Regions from separate parts of the Homo sapiens genome. Here all the other regions are linked to region 1. Evidence: read pairs that join two places in POLR2A ChIA-PET (ENCODE). Cell type or tissue: Panc1. All regions are shown on one strand. Links, peaks and the distances in the headings refer to the core of each region. The heading gives the core; the rest is flanking DNA.

The links. ChIA-PET counts read pairs that join two places held together with the same protein. Peaks named below come from ENCODE experiments on the same cell type or tissue, not always from the same donor. Only the 100,000 strongest peaks of a DNase experiment are listed, where the experiment ranks them.
Region 2: POLR2A ChIA-PET joins it to region 1 with 9 read pairs; 24 of 35 experiments call an interaction of 5 or more read pairs at or near these places.
Region 3: POLR2A ChIA-PET joins it to region 1 with 6 read pairs; 3 of 35 experiments call an interaction of 5 or more read pairs at or near these places.

Annotation. Positions count from the first base shown.
Region 1 is chr4:99,055,652-99,063,803 of GRCh38, forward strand. It overlaps METAP1 (methionyl aminopeptidase 1), which reads left to right. Exons shown (of 11, transcript NM_015143.3): 10 at 2,102-2,167; 11 at 5,503-7,158. The coding sequence ends at 5,666. Among named protein-coding and RNA genes, the nearest start is that of ADH5, 29 kb to the right of the region's middle. In Panc1, for the core only: no CTCF peak of the experiment used is centred there; DNase peaks (open chromatin) are centred at 4,650 and 5,070; H3K27ac peaks cover 2,313 bases.
Region 2 is chr4:98,984,103-98,992,254 of GRCh38, forward strand. No RefSeq gene overlaps it. Among named protein-coding and RNA genes, the nearest start is that of METAP1, 7.5 kb to the right of the region's middle. In Panc1, for the core only: no CTCF peak of the experiment used is centred there; no DNase peak of the experiment used is centred there.
Region 3 is chr4:98,525,804-98,533,955 of GRCh38, forward strand. All of the region lies in intron 1 of TSPAN5 (tetraspanin 5), which reads right to left. Among named protein-coding and RNA genes, the nearest start is that of TSPAN5, 130 kb to the right of the region's middle. In Panc1, for the core only: no CTCF peak of the experiment used is centred there; no DNase peak of the experiment used is centred there.

The sequences.
Region 1 (8,152 bases), core at 3,620-6,119:
GTTTTAGTCTTTGAAATCCAAAGGGCTTTTGCACTGATAGCCTCAGTTCTGATTGGTCACTTTTCAAGTACTTTCTAGCTATACATGGCCAATGCTGCTGTTCTGGACGGCAGAGTTCAAGAGTCTTTCATCCTTTTTACTTTCTGTGACACCACACTGACATTCTTGACGTTTTCTTTTTGGTTTCTCCAAGGAAATACAGACCAATTCTGTATATGTATTAAGCATGTCATTTTGAAAGTTTATGAATTTAGAAATTAAAAGTCAAATGTTTGTTTTTCTTTTCTTCCTTTTTTCAAATGACCTTAGGATTTTATAACAGTTTAGAAGCTCCAGATTTGAAATCTGCAGTAAGTGTATTTTGGCAATACCTAAGATAGTGGAAAGCAGCACGATAGCTATTCATCTGGAAAGTTATGCAGGAATATAAACGTGTAGGGGAGGTTAGACCATTCCTGGAAAGAGGAGAGTTTAGTTGAGTCAGCCTCAAAGGGCGGGCAAATTTGCCATTCATAACAAAGTTGCAGATCAGAACAACCTCGCAGAGGAACCCTGAAAAGCTGATGTATTAGCCATCTGGTGGTCAGGTTGGGCATTGCAGTCATTCACTTAGCTGATACCCTTATTAGGTTTTGTTTAACTTGGAATTTAAATTAGTTCTCCATTTTTGTCTAAAAAAGCCTATTCCTAGTTTTAACATTTTTGGCATTTTTGAGGGGTATGGCAGGTCTGGTCACTGTAATTTATTGTTGTATTGCTCATGATGATCCTGAAAAAAACTTACATTAGTGAACTTGGACAAAGAAGCTAAAAAGTACTTGGAGAGAGAAATGGAGTTTGCTTTTTTGCTTTGAATTAAAAAATAATGGTCTCCTTAGTTGTTTGTTTTTTGTTTTGTTTTTTGTTTTTTTTGTTTGCTTGTTTGTTTGTTTGTTTTTGAGACGGAGTCTTGCTCTGTCGCCCAGGCTGGAGTGCATGGCACAATCTCGGCTCACTGCAAGCTCAGCCTCCCGGGTTCATGCCATTCTCCTGCCTCAGCCTCCCGGTAGCTGGGACTACAGGCCCCCGCCACCACGCCCAGCTAATTTTTTGTATTTTTAGTAGAGACAGGGTTTCACCATGTTGGCCAGGATGGTCTCGATCTCCTGACCTCGTGATCCACCAACCTCGGCCTCTCAAAGTGCTGAGATTACAGGTGTGAGCCACTGCGCCCGGCCTTGTTTTTATTTTTGAGAGAGTCTTGCTCAATCGCCCAGGCTGGAGTGCAGTGGCGCAATTGATCTCAGCTCACTTCAACTTCTGTCTTCTGGGTTCCAGTGATTCCCTGCTTCAGCCTCTTGAGTAGCTAGGATTTCAGGTGCACGCCACCACACCTGGCTAATTTTTGTATTTTTAGTAGAGACAGGTTCCGCCATGTTGGCCAGGCTGGTCTCAAACTCCTGACCTGCCTCAGGTGATCCACCTGCCTCGGCTTCCCAAAGTGCTGGGATTATAGGCATGAGCCACCGCACCCAGCTTATTTTTTAAAAAGTAGGTTAATGTGCATAGATTTTGTTCTTCTTTGAAGATGAGAAAAACACAACAGCTTATGAAACATTATGAAAATCATGTAGTTTCTATGGGCTGTGCACCTGTGTGCAAACACATGCTTACCCCCCAAAGCGGTGGGAAATTTCTGGCATAATCTGAAACATCTGTCATTCTCCTTTGAGCTTCTCTACCCGGATGAGTAGTGGAACTCTTGGTTCTGTGATTGCAATTCTAATCATGAGGTAATAGAAATCAAGGCACTTTTCTTTTATTCTTTATTTGCCACTTTTCTTTTTATAGAAGTGATACTCATCTCTGAAATACAGCCTACAAATACCTCTGTTTTCCTAGAGAACACATAAGCGTAATTGAAATGTGCCTAGGACAATACGTGCACCATATTAGATGGCTGCCAGTATAATACCTGTTTGTTGAACTTTAAGAAAGGGAATCAGGGTAATTAATTTAACAATCACTGATGGGAATTTGAGTTATGTACTCTTTCTAGTTAGCTGTTCAACAGTACACTGTTGGTTTTGCTACCTTTTGAGATTTTTTTCTTTGATTTCAGAAAATAAAGCAGTTGGAGTGATGAAGTCGGGCCATGTATTTACAATTGAGCCAATGATTTGTGAAGGTGAGAAAAAAGGATGCCATGATATTTTTCAATTGAATTTATATGTATTTTAGGTAATTCATCATGTCAGTGGTCTTTTCTACCTGCTTGCTTTTTGCTTCCTACTCACTCCCTGTCCCACCTCAAACTTGATTCAGTATCGTGAAGAACTGAAAATTGTGAGGGTTGGCAAGAACGGCATGGGTTCTGCGTGGTAGTCTTCTGTCAGGAGATGCTGAAATGCTTGAATTCTGGTCCCTTTTCATAAAGATCATGTCAAAGGGTGCATTGTAATAATGAGGTGCCCAGGTCAAGTCTGTGCGGACGTTCTTGCTTGATGTAGGAGAGGGAAGAGGAGGGAACAGAGCAGAGCATTGACGAGCCACCCAGTTCGAGGCAGACATGATTATATGATTTAATTCTTCACAATTTATAAGGTAGGTGTTACCCCATTATAGAAACTAGGAAACTGGTCCTTGAAGAGGGTGGGTAGCTTGCCTGTAACTTAGCTTGTTACTTGGCAGAATTTGTCAGACTCAGCTCATGAGCTGTTCTGACCCTTCATGGTCTGTACTCATGTCATCACGTGGCATCATATAGCTATTGTGGGGAAAGCACACCAAGGACACTTGGAAAGCACACTTGGCTCTGGCAGCCTCCCCACTGTTGTCATCTCTTCCAGACAGGCTTGTAGCAGTGATAGGAGACTGGGAGTCACAATTAGGGCTCCTCACCGAGATTTTCAGAGTGATTCTGGTAATGGAGCTTTCTGGTTAGGGGATGCAAAGTGAGGCAGTAGCAGTAGAGCTTGTGTGTCCTGAGCCCTGTTTTAAAGGATACTCCCTCTCTTGATCCTTCCAGTCTTTTTATAACCCAGTCTTGGGAGTGACTTCTATATTGTCTTTCTTAGAAGTGATTCACTGAATCCAGCCCGCACTCAAGGGGAGCAGGAGCTCACACAAGGGCCTGCATGCCAGGAGGCTGGGGATCACTGAAGTCACTTTAGAGGCTGCCTTCTAAAGCTGGTTCCTTATTGCGTTTTCTGTAAAATGAAAATTAGAATCTCTATCTTGCCAACACCCAGGGCTGCTAGACTGAGATGATTTATGTTATGTTATATACTTTAAAAGACTGCACAAATGTGCAGTAAAGTTTTTGTCATCCTCTTATAATAAGGATAAAGTTCTGATCACGTGCAACCAGTTGTAAAGATGGTAAGTATTTAGCAGTGAAAAGAAAGATAGTGGGAGGAAATTGTCATTTTGGCTACGTATTTCCATTAACTAGCACCTGGTTGGTGAGCCATGATGTAGTGTTTTCAGTAAGCAAATAACTTTCTATACAGCCAGCACAGGTAATTAATCATCAAATTATAGCAGATATACTTGAAGTGTAACTCAGCTAGGTTAAATCCCTGGACTAGAAAGTCTCAAATCTGCAGGAGAATTTCCTCAGAATAGCCAAATAAGTTTGACTTGACATTACTAAAAATCCTGTTTTATCAGATCACAATAAAATTACAGTAGTAATGTTTTAAATTTGTGTAAAGGCCATTTGTGTAAAGGCCATTACATTGAAAAACATCGATGTACTCATCTTTAGTTGCTTGATGAGGCATGAGTTAACTTTTTTAGGCCGCCTCGTATTTTCTTTTTAGCCTGGGATTTAATATTGCAAAAGTAGTTTACTTCACTACAGAGTTTATGTTCTGGGATTTGTCTGTCTGAGGCAGTGAGTCCTAGAGGTAATATGTTTCACCTAAAGATTACTCAAAATGAAGAAAGTATTGATTTTTTTTTAACATCTAATTTTGAAAGAAGAAAGCTCGCAAATACATCTTTTACAGTAGTATCTAGAATTGCCTTTCTCATTCCACCTCTGCTTCACATTCTCTTGGGCCTTTGCTTTCTGCTTTCCCTCATTATGACCCCTTCACCCCCTTTCCCTCCTTTCTCTGAGTTTTCTTTCATGGCCTCCCAGATTCACTGTCCCTTTGCTTCCCTTCTCTGGTTTCAACTCCTGTCCAGACCATTCTGCTTCATATTTTTCTTATGCTCTCACACCAGTCTTTCTTTTGCCCCTCTTTCTGATTCCAGGGGTATAGTTCACAAAAATTTCACTGTATAATCTGTTCTCACCATCTGTTTGTGTGCCTACCATTTTGAAATTATATCAGGAATTGAATGCTGTAATAAAACTGTAAACATTTACATGATTTCCTTCACAATATATGCTGAGTATAGTTTTGTCAGATGCCCAAGTTATACTAGGAAAGAGCTAAATTCATTCAAGTTTTTTTTCTGATTTTTTAATTGTAAAATACACATCTCATTTTTAAATGTACAGTTCAATATTATTAAATACATTCATAACGTTGTGCACCCATTACCACCATCCATCTCCAAAAGTCTTTTCATCTTGTAAAACTGAAACTCAACCCATTAAACATTCCCTTCCTATTGCTCACTACTCCCAGACCTTGGCACCCACTGTTCTGCTTTCTATCTCCATGATTTTGACTACTGTACTCTACCTCATAGAAGTGGAATCATTAAGCACATGCTTTTTTTTTTTTTTTTTTTTTGAGACGGAGTCTTGGTCTGTCGCCCAGGCTGGAATGCAGTGGCGCGATCTCAGCTCACTGCAAGCTCTGCCTCCCAGGTTCATGCCATTCTTCTGACTCAGCTTCCCGAGTAGCTGGGACTACAGGCGCCCAACACCATGCCCGGGTGATTTTTTGTATTTTTAGTAGAGATGGGGTTTCACTGTGTTAGCTAGGATGGTCTCAATCTCCTGACCTTGTGATCTGCCCGCCTCGGCCTCCCAAAGTGCTGGGATTACAGGCGTGTGCCACCGCGCCTGGCCAAGCATATGCTTTTTTATGACTGGCTTATTTCACTTAGCATTATGTTCTCAAGGTTCATCTGTGTTGTAGCATATTGCAGAATGTCCTTTTTAAAAAATTTCCTGTTTTAAAATGGACAATTATTGTACATATTCATAGGGTACATAGTGATGCTTTGATACATATAATGATACATATAATTAATTAAGGTTGTTACTCAAAGTTGTGGTGATTGGTATCAATATGTTGTTAAAATGAAATCCAGCGCCTTTATTTTGGAAATTCCATCTTGATTTGATATTTGGGATATATAAAAAATGTGGTTGTAATACATCTGATGAAATTTAAACATCAAACATACTGAAGACCAAAATGAAGTTGGAAAGGCATTAGCTAAAACAATTGGCATGTAAATAAGGATCTTAGTAGTGAATTTTTTCCTTGGCTTTCTTCTTGATAGAGTTCATTTAGAAAACTGAGTGAACTAAGAAATTGTTTTTGTTTGTTGAAGGCGGATGGCAGGATGAAACCTGGCCAGATGGTTGGACTGCGGTGACAAGAGACGGAAAGCGGTCTGCTCAGTTTGAGCACACCCTCCTGGTCACAGACACTGGCTGTGAAATCCTAACCCGGCGACTTGACAGTGCACGGCCTCACTTCATGTCTCAATTTTAATTTCTCCCAAGATGGCACATCTCAGTACCTTCTTACTGTGCTATGCATTTTATTGAGAGTACAGAAAGGAAGAGGAACCTTTTTTTAATCACTTGTTTTGTTTTGACTATAGATAAGAAAGGACTACAGCATTTGATGTGTGTCCTCAAGAACTTGTCTTGGGTCTGAAAAAGCTGAGAAGAATAAAGGAAACATTGCTCAACTCTTCAGCCCCCTCCCCCTGCACACCTGTTTTCTCATTTGCCCTTTGAGCACTTTTACTTAAACTTGCTTGTAGTTGCTTTTATCACTGCCGCAAAACAGCCATCAAGAGCCATCTGCTTTCCAGGTGAACATTGGAAATGAGAATCTTTGAAACTTAGCAATATGTGTTGCACCAGATTTTTTAAATTATATATATGGAAATATATATGTATACATTTTAAGTTCTGTATACATAATTACCAAACACTATGTGACCTGGAGTTTGTGTTGTTTCTGCTCTGACAGGTTTATATGTTCTTACAAATGGATCCATAGTTTGCAGTGATTTAATTCCTGGTTGGGATTTGGCCTCCCCTCTCCCCCATGCTAATTATTTACCCTTGTAATTGTGCATAGGGAAGCACTCACCCAATGAGACTTTCTCCAATGTGGACTCTGTGTGTCAGTGAATGAATGTAGTAAAATTCACTTTGGAAGGTTATCAGGCTTTTAAAAATCTAGTTTATGGCAAAAATAGCCATTTTCCAAGTGGTGGCTGACTGTTGCAGGGAATGAGAATTTCATAATACACTGCTATTTCAGACCTCTGTTTGGTCAGAAATGGAAAAGAAAAAGCCCCCTTTCTTCCCTTTTCTGTTTTACTTCAAGGGCATACCTTGGAGGTGCTCAGAGAAGCGTGAAGTTTGCACTATGGTGGAGGATGGGGAAAGAGTTCTAAAGTGTCTCCAGCTGTGAACCCAGGAGGTCAAGTGGGCTATTAAAATCTAACGTTGAGTAAATGTGATAGTGATGAGAAAGGAATTTTGTGTACTGTAACCTTGCAGTAGAGATGCAGCTGTCCTTCGTGTGTGGAAACACACCTCTCCTTTACATAGTTGGGAACCTCATTAGAAATGACCTCAGCTGCCCCATATCTACGTTCCTTTCAGCAGTTGTCCAAGTAGGAGTGTATCCAGTGAAGACATATCAAATCACAAAGTCATTGTCATTAGAGTGTACTTGATTACTGGGCATCCTTGTAATATAATTTCATACCACTGACACATTATACTTGTAAGAGAACATCTTTCCCAGAGTGCCTCAGACCTTATTGCTTTAAAATATAATAATGTTTTCATTACTTTTATTATTTGAATGATTTAGTAAAGTTGACTGAATCTGGTATAGACTTTGGGAGTATGTGTGTGAAGTTTTTATCAAACTGTAATATTTGTGAATGGAATGCCTTGCAATATGAATGTTAATATAATGTGTAAAGGGAGATTAAAAAGTTTGAATGATTATCCTACCATGTAGTCATTAACTTTGCTGCATTTCTTTGGGATTTCAGAGGGAAATGGTGGGAATGGGGAGGCTGTTTGATAATCTAAAATAAATTCATGACCATTTGAGTAGAAATGTTTTTTCAGGTGTAATGGCTGTACATAAACTCAGTAGAGTGCCAGCAGCATTTGAGATGCAACCATATTTTTGAGAGCTTTTAAGACAGAATGCTGAATATTAGGGGAGCATTTTATGTACTGATTGTGGAATTAACAATGTGGGCTTATTCAGTGTCTGTCATTAGAATATAAGCTGAAGGAAGAAAGATCTTGGTGTGATAGTTTTTTGGTTAAAAGATAAAACACCACACTGGTGATAATGCTTTTCTTAGTTTGGGAGATTTTAAAACAATATGGACTCTAGTCTAATTGCATATATCTAATTACAAATGTTCATTGGATTTAGGTGACAAAACACCTAGTTTCATCATTCTGCCACCTTTTTACAAAACAAGTCAGAGCATGGTGTGCGAGCCTGTAGCATTAGCTACTCTTGAGACTGAGATGGGGGGATCGCTTGAGCCCAGGAGTTCAAGGTTACAGTGAGCTATGATTGTGCCACTACACTCCAGCCTGGGTGAGAGAGAGAGACCTCATCTCAAAAAAAAAAAAAAAAAAAAAAAAAAAATCAAAGTATTAACTTCTTTTTTTACATTAACTTTTAGAATAATTTTTTCCCCCTGCCAGTCTTCCAACTCCTTTGGAATTATAACTTGGAAGAAGGGAAACATGAACTTCATTTTATGTCTTTTGTTGATAAAAAGGATTAACCAACACCTTTATACCACTTGCACCCACATATCTAAATTAATAGGCAAGAGTTGATGAGGTTTAGGAATTTGTTTGCTTGATTCCTCAGTTTGTTCTCTAACGACTTCTGGGTTTTCATTGGATTTGGTTAAAACTGAGAGCAGGATGCTCCCCTTTGCTTAACCTCTACCCTCATGGTATCTGTAAGCG
Region 2 (8,152 bases), core at 3,761-6,260, 71 kb before region 1:
CCGGAGACAGGGTTTGAGAGCAGACAACCAGTCTGACCAAAATTTATTAGGCGGGAATTTCCTTGTCCTAATAAGCCTGGGAGGGCTACGACAGACCGGGGCTTATTTCATCCCACATTAGTCTTCCCTTTCCTTTCTTTTCTCTTTTTTTTTTTTTGAGACTGGGTCTCACTTTGTTACTCAGGCTGGAGTGCAGTGGCGTGATCTTGGCTCACTGTAACCTACACCTCCCAGGCTCAAGCAATCCTCCCGCTCCAGCCTCCAAAGTAGCTGGGACCAATTCACCTACCTCGGCCTCACAAAATGCTGGGATTACAGGTGTAAGCCACCATGCCTGGTCTACGGTCTCTCCTTTCTAATTGATGACTTCCTCATATGGCTTTGGCTCTGACACCCTATGCCTGCCCCTTTCCCAATGGACTCCTCCTTACTGCACTAGGGTTCTGACTCCCATGCTGGTTCACCCCTGGAGGACACCCTCCTGACCCCACCAGGCACTGACTTTTCATCCTGAGCCTCCTCCTTTGTGGGCACCCTTCTCATCACACTTGGCGGATGACTCCCCTTGCCAGGCTGTCCCTCAGTGGTAATGCTCTTCTCACCATACCCAGGTTATAACATCCCAGCCTGGACCCTTACACTGCAGAGACATCTGCACATCATTGTTCTGAGGCTCTGACATCCTACTCCAGGCCATCCCCTTCAGGGAGACACCCTCTTGATACTGAGTATTACAGCCTGACCAAGATGAAAAGGGAATTCCCAAAGAGAGGCAGTCTAGGGTGGGAGTTGGAACCTGAGCAAGGTGAGGTGTGTGTTAGGCTCTGGCAGTCAGCCTCAGTGCTGAGCTATTTCCTTGCATGGACCCTCTCCACATCTTGTGTAGGTTCTGACAGTCTATTCTGAGCTGCATGGATCCCACCCCTGTACGGACTCTTTCCTCTTGAGCTCTTACACTCTCAGCCTCCCTTGGTGTTAAGGACTGCAACTATCTTGGAAAAAGAACTAAATGTGAGGCTTTGCTCTTTCAGATAGCAAAACTTATTATAAAGCTACAGTAAATAAGGCTGTATTGTATAGAGGCAAGGGATAGCCAAATAGAATAATATAGAATGTTAAGACATGACTCCACTCACATATGGTTACTTGATATAAGACAAAGATGGTCTGCAGAGCAGCGGGGAAAGGGTGGGCTTCAATAAATGAAGTTTTCCTGTCCTCTTTAAGGAATCATTACCTTCCATAAGGTTGTGAGATACTGTCCAGTGTTATCATCTAGAAGCTATATTGTTTACTTTTCTTATTTATGTCTCTAATTCCCCCAAAATCAAATTTTTAGGCAGCTATCCATACAAGACAAAGAAAAGAAATGTGACCTCTATGCAAAAGTCTTATATGGTTGTTGGGTACCTACTGAGAAAGAATGTTCTAAGAGGGGTTAAGGTTGAAGCTCCAGATCTCTGAAGGCCTGACTTCAGAAGTTTTAACATTCACTTGATCCAGGGCTGCCCACCTGTGAAGAAGATTGAGGTGGAATAAGAGCAAAACCTCAAGTGGGGCCATTTTTGCTTCAGAATGAAATAGAAAAAGTTAGTTTCTTGGCCAACAGAAACATATTATGAACAATCCAAGTGAGATTTTGGAAGCAAAATTTCAAGAAAAAGAACTTTTGGCTCTGCCTCTTAAGGAAGGTAGATGCTGTCACAACATTATCACAGAATGGGTCTAGTCCGTGAGGCCCATACTAGAGAATGGGCCTAGTAATGGGGAAACAGCAGCATTTGGTTACAAATTTCTCCAAATCCATCCTGGGAAATGGAACTTTTTTTTTTTTTTTTTTTTGAGCTGGGGGTCTCACTCTGTCAGCCAGGCTGGAGTGCAATGGCCCGATCATAGTTCACTGCAGCCTCAACCTCCAGGGTTCAAGTAATCCTCCTGATTCAGCCTCCCCTGTATCTGGGACTACAGGCATATGCCACTATGCCTGGCTAATTTTTAAAATTATTTGTAAAAATGGGGGTCTCCCTATGTTGACTGGGCTGGTCTTGAACTCTTGGACTTAAGCCATTTTCCTGCCTTGGCCTCCCAAAGTGCTGGGATTACAGGGATGAGCCACCATGCCCAGCCGGAAATGGGACTTTTGGGAAACTACTATTCTCTCAGTGGGGCCTTAACAGCAAATAGTGAAAATGCTTTAGGCATTTTAGCTGATGCAAATTCAAGTTTAAGGCGTTATTGAGAAGCTAAAAAACCAAACCAAAAGGAATATAGGCTACATTTAGATATGTATATTTTATTCATTTATTGATGTATTTATTCTATAAATATTTATCAATTGTTGTAGCAAAGACTGGCTAGATGTTGATCAAACCAATTTTGTTTTATTCCTAAGGCCACAGCTGAACTACATTTTCTAGCAATCCTCAGAATAAGATGTGGTCATTGACTGAATTCTGGACAATGGAATGGAGTAGAGTGAAATACATCACTCCTAGGTTTGGCCTGTCAAATCTCATGCACAATTCTGTACATTCATGTGCCAGCCTCTCCTCGGGTGGGGACTCCAAGCACTTTGGAGTTGGTGGAGCCACAAGATGGATCTGAGATCTTTGCTAAGGTAGGGTTTCCCTGGCTGGCCTATAGCTGACTGTGACATAAGAGAGAAATAAATTTTGATTTTCTTAAGCTCCCAAAAGTTTTGAGATTGTTTGTTACAGCCATGAGTCTTCCCTGATTAATACAAATGCAATGTCTATTCTGTGCCAGCCTTATTCTGGGTACTAGGGATGCAACAGGAAACAAATAAGAGACATGATTCCTCCTCTCACAGGAGATACCTTATAAAAGGGGTGGCACACAATAAACAGTGACAACTTACATTTGCATGGTGCTTTACTGTTTACACAGTGCTTTCATGGGCACCAACTCATTTAATTTTTTTTTTTTTTTTGAGTTGGAGACTTGCTCTGCTGCCCAGGCTGGAGTGCAGTGGTGCAATCTCGGCTTATTGCAACCTCTGCCTTCCAGGTTGAAGCGATTCTCCTGCCTCAGCCTCCCGAGTAGCTGGGATTACAGGTGCATGCCACCGCACCTGGCTATTTTTTTTTTTTTATTTTCGGTAGAGACGGGGGTTTCTCCATGTTGCCGAGGGTGGTCTCGAACTCTTGACCTCAGGTGATCCACCTGCCTTGGCCTCCCAAAGTGCTGGGATTACAGGCATGAGCCACCGTGCCTGGCCCAATTTTTATAACAATATTTTACAGATAAGGAAACAAAAGCTCAAAGATTTTAAGTGTCTTGTATGAGACAAGGAATTACGAACTAGACAAATCAATCAGTTTTCTGGCTCCCAACCCATTACTCACAATGATTCTCAAGTATGAGGATATGACAGAGCAAGGAAAGTGCTAATCCTTGTTAGAAAATTCCATTATTCAATTTTATGTCTTAAAATAATGTATTCCACACAAGTGTAAGTCTATTCATGGAAGCATTGATTGTAAGGGCAAAATACAGAAAACAAAGATTTAAATATCCATTCGTAAGAGAATGCACATATTGTGATATATTCAGAGAACAGAAAATTATATGGTAGGGAAAATAAAGAAATTAGGGATTCAAGTATCCCTAATTTCAAGGATGAATCTCACAATCATGATGAAGAATAATGAAGGCAAGAATGAAGAGTACAGAGTATAATGCCATGACAAAGGTTTAAGGTCTTCATGGGAATGATAAACACCAAATTTAGGATAGTGACTCTGCAGAAGAGAAGAAGGCCGATGCAATCAGAGAGAGTTATGCTGAGGAGATCAACTGTATTGGCCATATTTCATTCTTAAGCTGGGTGGTGAATATTACATTATTCTGGATTATCTTCCTTTTGTCCGTCTGAATCTGTTTTCTACCTTCTCATTTCTGCCCTCTGTCCTGAGAGGCTGACTTGTGTGGTCTTCTATAGGATCAATGGGCTCCTTGTCCCAGCTTTCAGAAGATCATAAGGTGGAAGAGAATGAAGTCTCAGCTTCCTGACTTTTTAGGATGACTTTGGGCTGGCCAGGTCTCTTAAGCAGAGGTCACATCTCCTGTTTGGAGGCCCTCTCTACCCAGCCCACTGTGAGTTTTGGTAATTGCCCAGTCCCCTTGTGCCTGCAGGGCCAGAAATGGAAATGTCCTATTGTTAACACTCAGTTACTACACCATTCCTTACAGTTTTCCGAAACCCTGCCACCCAAGCTGGAGTGCAGTGGCTGGATCATAGCTCACTGCAGCCTTGAACTCTTGGGCTCAAGCAATGCCAGGGAGCTGAAGCTAAAGGCATATGCTACCACCTGTGGCTAATTTTAACTATTTGTTTTTAATTTCTTTTAATTTTAATTTTTATTATTATGATTTTTAGATGGAGTCTCGCTCTGTCGCCCAGGCTGGAGTGCAATGGCGCGATCTTGGCTCACTGCAACCTCCGCCTCCAGGGTTCAAACGATTCTCCCACCTCAGCCTCCCCAGTAGCTGGGATTACAGGCACCCACCATCATGCCTGGATAATTTTTGTAGAGATGGGGTTTCACCATGTTGTCTGGGCTGGTCTCGAACATCCGCCCACCTCGGCCTCCCAAAGTGCTGGGATTACAGGCGTGAGCCACTGCACCCGGCCTTTTATTTTTTAAAGAGATGAGGGTCTTGCTATATTGCCCAGACTGGTCTGGAACTCCTGGCCTCAAGCTGTCTTCCTGCCTCAGCCTCCCAAAGTGCTGGGATTACAGGTAATTTGAAAAGAATGAAGAGTTTAATCGAGACTATAGCCATCCTGAATTAAGGAACAGAGAAGGGGACAAAGAAAAAGAAGAGACTGTAGTTGGACATGGTGGCTTGCACCTGTAATCCCATCACTTTGGGAGGCTGAGATGGGAGGATGGCTTGAGGCCAGGAACTGGAGACCAGTCTGGGCAACATTTCAAGACCCCATCTCTATAAAAAATAAAAACAAAATAGTTGGGAGTGGCGGTAAGTACTTGTAGTGTGAGACAATCTTATTTGAGCCCAGAAGCTCGAGGTTACTGTGAGCCATGACTGAGCCACAGCACTCCAGCCTAGGGGACAGAATGAGACCCTGACTCTAAAATAAATACACAAAAATACCATTTTATTTATTTGGTGTTACCCAGCTTGAGAGTGCCATCTGTTTTTTTGCTGGGTTGCTGAGTTCTGACTGATAGAATAGATATTCTCTCTCTTTTTCTCTCTCCAGACACATGAATCTTTTTTTTGCATATTTGACATAATGTGCTAACAAGTTGAGAAGAAAAAACTTTTATTTTTAATTTTTGATACAGGGACTTGTTCTGTCGCCCAGGCTGCAGTGCAGTGGTGTGAGCATAGCTCACCGCAACCTCAATTTCCCAGACTCAGGCGATCCTTCTGCCTCAGCCTCCTAAGTAGCTGGGATGACAGGTGACCACTACGAGGTCCAGCTAATTTTTAAAATTTTACTTTTAGGCTGGGCACAGTGGCTCACGCCTGTAATCCCAGCACTTTGGGAGGCCAAGGTGGGTGGATCACTTGAGGTCAGGAGTTTGAGACCAGCCTGACCAGCACGGAGAAACCCCGTCTCTTCTAAAAATACAAAATTAGCAGGGTGTGGTGGCACATGCCTGTAATCCCAGCTACTCGGGAGGCTGAGGCAGGAGAATCGCTTGAACCCAGGAGGCGGAGGTTACGGTGAGCCAAGATTGCGCCATTGCACTCCAGCCTGGGCAACAAGAGCGAAACTGTCTCAAAAAAAAAAAAATTACTTTTGGCAGAGATGAGATCTCGCTATGTTGCCCAGGCTGGTCCCAAATGCCTGAGCTCAAGTGATCCTCCTGCCTTGGCCTCCCAAAGTGCTGAGATTGTAGGTGAGAGCCACCATGCCCAGCCAAACATTTATTGAGCACCTATTATATATCAAGCATTGTGCTAGGGTTAAGGTTTGGAGATAGAGAGAAAAATAAATTAAATCTGTTGTTACAAGGAAGTCACAGTCTAGTAGGAGACACAGGTGAAAAACTGGCAATGAAGTATAGTGGCTAAAAACATGGGATTTGCAGTCTGAGAAACCTGAGCTCAATTCTAGGTTCTGTTACCTACTGGCTATGTGACCTTGGGCTACAGAAATAAAAATGGGATTACTACTGGTACCTTCCTTATAGGGTAGTTGTGAGGATTAAAAGTAAAAGCACTAGTATCTATACTTTTACATCTCACTAGTTATGTGTTGCTTAACCATGGGGATATGCTCTGAGAAACGCATTGTCAGGTGATTTTGTGGTTGTGTGAATATCATAAAGTGTCCTTACACAAACCTAGGTGGTGTAGCCTACTACACGCCTGGCTGTGTGGTGCACAGGCAGTCTACTGCTTTGAGGTTACAAACTTGTACAGCATGTTACTGCACTGAACACTGTAGGCAATTGTAACACAGTGGTATGTGTGTATCTAAATGTATCTCAACATACAAAGTTCCAGTAAAAATATGGCATAATAAATCTTATGAGACCACTGTTGTATATGTGCTCTGTCATTGACCCAAGTGTTGGAATGTCATACACATGACTATATGCCTAGGATATATTAAGTCCTTAATAAATGTTACCTAAAATTATTGTCAATTGTAACAATAGCACTTTGTACTTGGTTTAGAGGTAGCACAGAGGAGGCACTGATTAAGTAGAGCTAAGGAGGTCAGCAGAAGTTTAATGGGTGAAGCGATGTCAGAGCCGGATCTTAAGGAAATGGTACTTTCACCAAGAGATCAAGTGGGGAAAGGCAATCCAGACAGAGGAAACAACATGTATAAGAACATGGAAGAATGAAATAGCACTATGTGTTCAGGAAAACATGAGCATCTTGCTATTGCTAAATGGTCAAGGCCTAGGCATGAAAAATAATGAGACGAGGCTGAGTTACGTGGAGGTATACACAAAAAGCCTGGATTGGACTTGATCCTGCAGTTGAGCATCTAGGAAGAATTTTTAATTCTAATTTTTAATTTTTAGCACCATTTACTTGCTTTTGAGAGGAAGAATTTCTAAAACTTTTATTTTAAAATAATTTCAAAGCTGTAGAAAAGTAGCAAATTGAAAAAATAAAAAACTCTGCTATACCCAGGTTCTCCAATTTTTAACGTTCTCTCACATTTGTCTTATCATTCATTTCTCTTTCTGACTTCCACTATGTGTAATTGTCAAAATCAGGGAATTCATAAGGATACAACGCAACCTAATTTCCTTTATAGCAAAAACCTTTCTTTCTTTTGATCCAAAAATCCAACCCATGATCATGTGTTGCATTTAGCTGTCAGGTCTCTTCAGTCTCCTTGAATCTGGAAGAGTTCTTCAAATCTGTCTTTTGGGACATTGGCATTTTGAAGAGCATAGGTCAATTATATTGTAGAATGTCTTCAGCTTGTGTTTGTCTGATATTTCCTCATGATTAGAGGCATTTATGCATTTTTTTTCAGGAACACTAGAAAAGATAATACTGTATTCTCCTCAATGGTTCATATAGAGAGGTGTACAATGTCTATTTGTCACATTATTGGTGATTTTTCACTTTGATCACAATAAAGAGTATCTCCCAGGTCTCTCCACTTTAAAGTTACTATTTTTCCTTTTTAAATGATAAACGTTTTGTAGGGAGTTACACTGAGATATGTAAAAATATGGCAAACTATATAAAGAACAAAAGACAGTGAAAACTCTTAACGCAGCAATTCCACTTTTAAGACTGTATCTGAAGACCTCCTCGCCTCATGCCTGCATGCAGGCTGCATGCCTGCTCATCCCAGTACTTTGGGAGGCCAAGGTGGGAGGATGGCTTGAGATCAGGAGTTCGAGACCAGCCTGGGCAACATAGGGAGACCCTGTTGCTATTAAAAAAAAAAAAAAAAAAAAAAAATATATATATATATATATATATATATCTCCTAAGTAAATAAGGATGTATGTAAAGTTTTAGCTAAACGGATATTCACTGAAACCTTGTTTATAATAGATAACAATTTAAAATAACCTAAATGTCCATTATTAGTGGATTTGGTTCAGTAAATTACCCATACGATAGAATATTATGCAGACATTAAAATTATGTGGTAAAAGTATAATTGATGACAATA
Region 3 (8,152 bases), core at 3,761-6,260, 530 kb before region 1:
CCTATGGTAAAATTAGATTTCTTATACATACATGTCATTTTGCTTAAAGTCACAGTTTCCAAATAGATGATCTTAAGTGAGGACTTACTGTATCTGTATAATTAAGATATAAGTATTCCATTCTTGTCTGTATACTATTTTCTCATTGTAGATGAAAGGCTCTATATGAATAAAATACTGCATATAAATATACTCACATATAGAATCTACAGATCACCGTGTACATACACAGAAACATCAAAGGTGTCCTAGGCTATAAAGTGCAGGTCTCATAGGCTAAAATCATTAACTGTTACATGCTGCAAAGGTCCAAGGTTTAAAGATATCAGGCTGGGTCTCATCAGAAAGGAGGCTGATTTTTGCTCAAACACCGTTAGAACTGAAAGGAACCTCTGAGGCCCAACAAAGTCAAGTCAGGAAACAGGAAAATTGAGAATCTCCATTTAGAAGCCAGAATACCAATCTCAACCTAATGTCATTCTTTTTCACATACACAAGAAATCCAAGGCAGGCCAGGTGAAAACATCTGAACTAGATAGTAGTCATGGCGAGAGGCAACCCGCTCCCAAGGGTAAACACACAAACTCTAATTCTACGGCTTTCAAATGTCAGCACAAAGGTAAGGAAGCATCCAAGACACCAGGCAATTTCCTAACAAATACCTCTGAGGGCTTCAGTGGGCAGGACATCTTGCTATGTTCACAGGTTGATAAATGATGGCACAATGGAGTTCATGCCCTGATGGTACTTATCATCTCACCATAGAGATAAGTTATGAATCAATAATGAACCTAAATGCCAATTTGCAGTAAATGCCATAAATGAGACTGAGAAAAAATAAGTTCAGAGAAGGCCACCAGATGCCAAGATGAGGGAAGATTTCATGAGGGGGTACAGGTCTCAAGGGGGGTGGAGGATAGAATTCTAAGAAATGGAGATGGAAGGCCTTCTAGACCACTGTTTTTTAAACAGGTTGCAACTTGCTTGATATCACAGTTTAATGGCCATTTTCTTCCTCAATGAAATGGAATAGAATGCTATAGCATGTGGCAAGATAAAGTACTATTTCATGAAGCTTTTTAGCCTCATGTAAATTGTATTGGTTGTTCTGCTTCATGAAAAATGAAGAGTGAGGTTTTGTATTTGGCTGGAAAATAAGAACTCAGTTATGAGGTGATTCCAAGGCAGCATCTAAAACATAGCATCAAAGAATCTGGATTTTGTACTGTTTTTTGCCTTTTTAAAGCTTTATTGACATCGACTGTGCTTAGTATCTCACACACATGATCTCACTTAATTGTAACCACCACTCTTTGAGTTGGGTATTATTACCTCCATTATAGAGGAGGCAAGTGAGAATCAGACAGGTTATATAACCAGCCCATAAAATGAAGCCAGGTCTTTTGAATCCAAAGCTCATAATGTTAAAAAGGACACAAAAGAAAATTATGAAATGATCAGAGCTGGGCTTTAGGAATATTAATCTTGCACCTTCAAAGAGTTACACTGAATAGACATTAGACAACTATATCATTAGAGAGGTTTCTTTTGATCACTCAATTTAGATATAAAATCAATTTAAATACACTCCAAATTCTAGGCAAAAATCACACCCAAACCAAGAGTTAAAACTGCTCTTAACGACCCTAAAAATATTTCAGTGAAGGTTCTTATTTCTCAATAGCTATATTAATATCCCCTTACTTCATTCTGCAGCCATGAAGCTAATGACTTATCATTTGAAAAATGCTTTGAAGAAAATATGAAAATAGGTGGAAATGCAGAACTCTGCCTAAAGCAGAAATGCTAACATAAAAGAAGTAACCCACTGCTTTTCTCAGACTGACTCGCCCCAGCCCTCTGTTCTCACCCCTACGTGCTCTGTCTGATCCTACCTACCTCCGGGAACAACTGTGAGGACTAACGGTGTAATCTATGAAGTGCACAGGGCTCCCTGGAAAAGCATGGCTGTTAAAAGCCCGGATGTCATCACTAGAGGCAGCTGAGAGAACATGCCAACAGTCGACTGCTAATATAAAAATGTAAAAAAGAAATAACAGTAGACGGGATAATGTTGTGTCTAATTTAAAGAGGAAAAAAGAATTCAGAAGTAGCTATTTCTGATGAATATGAAATATCTGGGTATTGAGCAATGAAAGACAAATATTCTTCCTCTCTTTTCTGTTGAAAGCATCCCTCACAACAAGAATCAAAAAAGCTCCTCCACATACCCAGAATAACCCAATTGCCCAACAGGCAGAGAGACCAGAAGGGTAAAGTGTTCCTCTGTCCGGCATATGAGCTGGATAGAGAAATGTACACTAAATACCCTGCAAATCAGAAAAGCCAGCTGTGCACAGGATTATGCTCTTCTTCATACACTCTGAACGATCTATTCAATGGTTATGGACTAATATATGAACTCTCTTTAAAAGAAAAAAGTCATAGATCCTCAAGGTTGACATAAGTTATTATTTATTAAAATATTCCTTAAATATGCAGAAATAGAAGACTGGTATAAAACCCCAAGCAAATTTATATATCAACTAAAAAGAATACTATCAAACCAACAGAACTGAAACTAGCCAAAATAATTAAATGTAACAGATGATTTTTTTTTTTTTTTTTGCTGTCACTAAAACACTGATGTAGGCATCCAGTCTAGTTCTATATTTAATCTGCTTTGGTATTTTAACTTTCACAAATGTTTACATAGAGAATACCTGTTTACATAATTATATTGAACAAAACAGCAAAAAATCTAGAGGACAGACTGGGATGATTAGACCTCATACTTAACCCAAAGTCAGCCATACTTAACCCAGGTGTCACAATAACTCTACAAAGCTCTCTTACTAACTTGAACAGAGTTAGTATCAGAGCATTATTGAAATTTGCATTAAATAGGTGTCTCATTCAATCAGGTAGAAATGAAAAACAGGAACTTTTTTTATTGTACATTTACCAGCTATGCTCACTACTATAAACTATTCTGCAAGGTGTATGTACAAGGGCTAGCTAGACCTGCCCACCACTCTGCTGGAAATGGGGGGAGGGTACTGACTGCTCCCATTTTAGTATGACCATACTGCAAACAGCTTTTCATTTATCTCATTCAGTCTTCACAAAAGGGGAGAGGTACTGTTATTATTCACATTTAACAGGTGAGGAAACAGTTAAGTGACTCACCCAAGGTCACACAGATTGACAGTGGTAGAGCCAGGATGCAAAACAAGGAAGCCTTACTCCAAACTCCAAGCTCTGTACCACAAATGCTTCTTGACCACCGTAAATCCCTGTGTGGCACGCTGTGATACCACATGGCCCCATCCACCCACTGAAAACACACACACAGATGCAGGTCTGCCCTTACATCCAAGCATTCATTTATAATGTGGTTGACCACATGATCCCAAAGATGCTAACACTTCTAACCGCCTACTACATATCTCCATTTGGTTACTACTCATTCAACTAAAGCATGTGCCCTCGAAAATCAATGAAATTAGAGACTTTTCTTTCCAGCTGGAAGGGTGTAGCAAGCCTGATTTGAAAATGATTACAACTGCTTCTACAGGGTAAAAAACTGCCCGAAGTGGGCATTGAGTTTAAACATTATATCCTCGTCATTAATAAAAACAAGAGCTAACATTTATTGCATCCTTACAATGGAACTGGCACAGTTACGAACTTGTGTCATTTCAATAAAGTTTCAGGACAACCACTGAAGTAAACACCATATCGTCACTTTCCAACTGTGGAAACTGAGCTTACGAGACATTAAGTAGCCTGGACTAGAGTTGCTACCTACCTAGTGACTGGGAAAACCCCAATTCAAACCCAGGCATCTGACTCCAGAATCCCGACCACTCCAAATGCAGGATGAGAAGATCTATTGGCAATACAGTTTCTCCTCACTGCGTCTCAGAACTTGGGGATTCAGTTTCATTTAGACTTCTGCAGCCAGTTTAATCTCTAACCTACTCATCTTGTTTGGTTGGTTAAGAGATGTTATACAGCCACAAAATAACACAAGATCTGTAATAATTCAGAATCTTTTGGCTTTGAGACCAAAAACTGCTGTAATCCTAAAAAGAATCACCAATTAAAAACTAAGATTTTGAGTATGTTCAAGTAAAAGAATCTACACTGCCATAGAAGCACAAAACCCAGCTTTGGTCAGAAAGCTAGACCACAGTTTCTGCAGCCTTGACTTCAGACTCTGAGTTCCTTGATGTAGGTGTTGTATCTTGGACATGGCACCTGGCAGGAAAAAGATGGTGAAATGACTGAGCATCAGGCATGGGCCTACTCTGCTGTTGTTCACCAGGCCATCACCTGACTGGGTAGGCAGAAGGGCCTGCACACACATTGCCAGGAGCTAACAAGGTCACTGGGACCAGAGCAAATGAGAGACAGTGAGCACATCCTGAAATGGCCAGAGATGCTCAGGGATGAAATGTCCCCTAGACACTGAGAAAGTGATAATGGTGAACTTTTGTTGCTCATCAGCCTGTGCCAGGAGCTATAGGTGCCTTCTGTACATGACTAACTGTCATCACACTGTGAAGGAGACAATGATATCCCCATCATACAAATGAGGAAACAGGCTCAGAGGCAACACAGCTCTAGAAAGCAGCTTGATTAAGGCCAGGGCTCCCTGAAGCCACAGTGGAAAAGCCACAGCCGTTTCCACTTTCCTAGAGGCACACTCCACCCCACCTGCACTTCGGCCATGAAAGTTGAAACAAAGTGATGGGATGTGCATTGGACTTGGGAATAAGGGAATGGGAGCTAAACTGAGACACAGATATTTAGAATCAACAAAGATTTTAGAGGTTGTCTAGTCTAGTTTTTTCATTTGCAGAGTAAACTAGAGCAGTTATTAGATTCACTTAAGATTACACAACATATACACACATATTATACACACACACACACACACACACATATTTAGAAACAGGATCTTACTCCATTGTCCAGACTGGAATGCAGTGGCAAGACCATAGCTCACTGCTGCCACAAACTCCTGAGCTCAAGCCATCCTCCTGCTTCATCCTCCTGAGTAGCTGGGACTAGGGGCATGTGCCACCATACCCGGCTAAATGTTAAAATTTTTTTAAAAGACGGTCTCACTATGTCGCCCAGGCTGGAGTATAGTGGCATGACCATACCTCACTGCTGCCTCAAACTCCTGGTATTATATAATCTTTCTGCCTCAGCCTTCTGAGTAGCTGGGATTACAGGCACACTTCTCTATTTTTATTTATTCTTTTTTAAATTATACTTTAAGTTCCGGAGTACATGTGCAGAACTTGCAGTTTCATTACATAGGTATACACATGCCATGGTGGTTTGCTGCACCCATCAACCTGTCACCTACATTAGGTATTTCTCCTAATGCTATCCCTCCCCTACCCCCTACCCCACGACAGGCCCCAGTATGTGATGTTCCCTTCCCTGTGTCCGTGTGTTCTCCTTGTTCAACTCCCACTTATGAGTGAGAACATGCAGTGTTTGGTTTTCTGTTCTTGTGATAGTTTGCTGAGAAAGAGGATTTCCAGCTTCATCCATGTCCCTGCAAAGGACATGAACTCATCCTTTTTTATGGCTGCATAGCATTCCATAGTGTATATGTGCCACATTTTCTTCATCCAGTCTATCACTGATGGACATTTGGGTTGGTTCCAAGTCTTTGCTATTGTGAATAGTGCTGCAATAAACATACATACATGTGTCTTTATAGAATGATTTATAATCCTTTGGGTATATACCCAGTAATGGCACTGTTGGGTCAAATGGTATTTCTAGTTCTAGATCCTTGAGGAATCGCCACACTGTCTTCCACAGTAGTTGAACTAATTTACACTCCCACCAACAGTGTAAAAGCATTCCTGTTTCTCCACATCCTCTCCAGCATCTGTTGTTTCCTGACTTTTTAATGATCGCCATTCTAACTGGTGTGAGATGGTATCTCATTGTGGTTTTGATTTGTGGTCTAATGACCAATAATGATGAGCTTTTTTTCATATGTTTGTTGGCTGCATAAATGTCTTCTTTTGAGAAGTGTCTGTTCATATCCTTTGCCCACGTTTTGATGGGGTTGTTTTTTTCTTGTAAATTTGTTTATGTTCTTTGTAGATTCTGGATGTTAGCCCTTTGTCAGATGGACAGATTGCAAAAATTTTCTCCCACCTTGTAGGTTGCCTGTTCACTCTGATGATAGTTTCTTTCGCTGTGCAGAAGCTCTTTAGTTTAATTAGATCCCATTTGTCTATTTTGGCTTTTGTTGCCATTGCTTTTAGTGTTTTAGTCAGGAAGTCTTTGCCCATGCCTATGTCCTGAATGGTACTGCCCAGGTTTTCTTCTAGGATTTTTATGGTTCCATATGAAGTTTAAAGTAGTTTTTTCCAATTCTGTGAAGAAAGTCATTGGTAGCTTGATGGGGATAGCATTGAATCTATAATTACCTTGGGCAGTATGGCCATTTTGACAATATTGATTCATCCTATCCATCAGCATGGAATGTCTTTGCATTTGTTTGTGTCCTCTCTTATTTCCTTGAGCAGTGGTTTGTAGTTCTCCTTGAAGAGGTCCTTCACATCCCTTGTAAGTTGGATTCCTAGGTATTTTATTCTCTTTGAAGCAATTGTGAATGGGAGTTCACTCATGATTTGGCTCTCTGTTTGTCTGTTATTGGTGTATAGCAATGCTTGTGATTTTTGTACATTGATTTTGTATTCTGAGACTTTGCTGAAGTTGCTTATCAACTTAAGGAGATTTTGGGCTGAGACGATGGGGTTTTCTAAATATCTGTCATCTGAAAACAGGGACAATTTGACTTCCTCTCTTCCTAATTGAATAACCTTTATTTTTATTTCTTTCTCTTGCCTGAGTGCCCTGGCCAGAACTTCCAATACTATGTTGAATAGGAGTGGTGAGAGAGGGCATCCCTGTCTTGTGCCAGTTTTCAAAGGGAATGCTTCCAGTGTTTCCTCATTCAGTATGATATTGGCTGTGGGTTTGTCATAAATAGCTCTTATTATTTTGAGATATGTTCCATTGATACCTAGTTTATTGAGTTTTTAGCATGAAGGAGTGTTGAATTTTGTCAAAGGCCTTTTCTGCATCTATTGAGATAATCATGCGGTTTTTGTCACTGGTTCTGTTTATGTGATGGATTATGTTTATTGATTTGTGTATGTTGAACCAGCCTTGCATCCCAGGGATGAAGCTGACTTCATCGTGGTGGATAAGCTTTTTCATGTGCTGCTGGATTCTGTTTGCCAGTATTTTATTGAGGATTTCTGCATCAATGTTCATCAGAGATATTGGCCTGAAATTTTCCTTTTTTGTGGTGTCTCTGCCAGGTTTTGGTAACAGGATGATGCTAGCCTCATAAAATGAGTTAGGGAGGATTCCCTCTTTTTCTATAGTTTGGAATAGTTTCAGAAGGAATGGTATCATCTCCTGTTTGTACCTCTGGTAGAATTCGGCTGTGAATCCATCTGGTCCTGGACATTTTGTTGGTAGGCTATTAATTACTGCCTCAATTTCAGAACTTGTTATTGGTCTATTCAGGGATTCAACTTCTTCCTGGTTTAGACTTGTGGGGGGTGTTATGTGTCCAGGATTTATCCATTATTACAGGTTTTCTCATTTATTTGCATAGAGGTGTTTATAGTATTCTCTGATGGTAGTCTGTACTTCTGCGGGATTGGTGGTGATATCCCCTATATCTTTTTTTTTTTTTTTTTTTTTTCTTGAGACAGAGTTTTGCTCTGTCGCCCAGGCTGGGGTGCAGTGGCGCGATCTTGGCTCACTGCAAGCTCTGCCTCCCGGGTTCACACTATTCTCCTGCCTCAGCCTCCCAAGTAGCTGGGACTACAGGCACCCGCCACCAAGCCTGGCTAATTTTTTGTATTTTTAGTAGAGACAGGGTTTCACCATGTTAGCCAGGATGGTCTCGATCGCCTGACCTCGTGATCCGCCCGCCTCGGCCTCCCAAAGTGCTGGGATTACAGGTGTGAGCCACAGCACCCGGCCCCCTATATCATTTTTTATTGCATCTATTTGATTCTTCTCTCTTTTCTTCTTTATTAGTCTGGCTAGTGGTCTATCCATTTTGTTGATCTTAAAAAAAAAAAAAAAA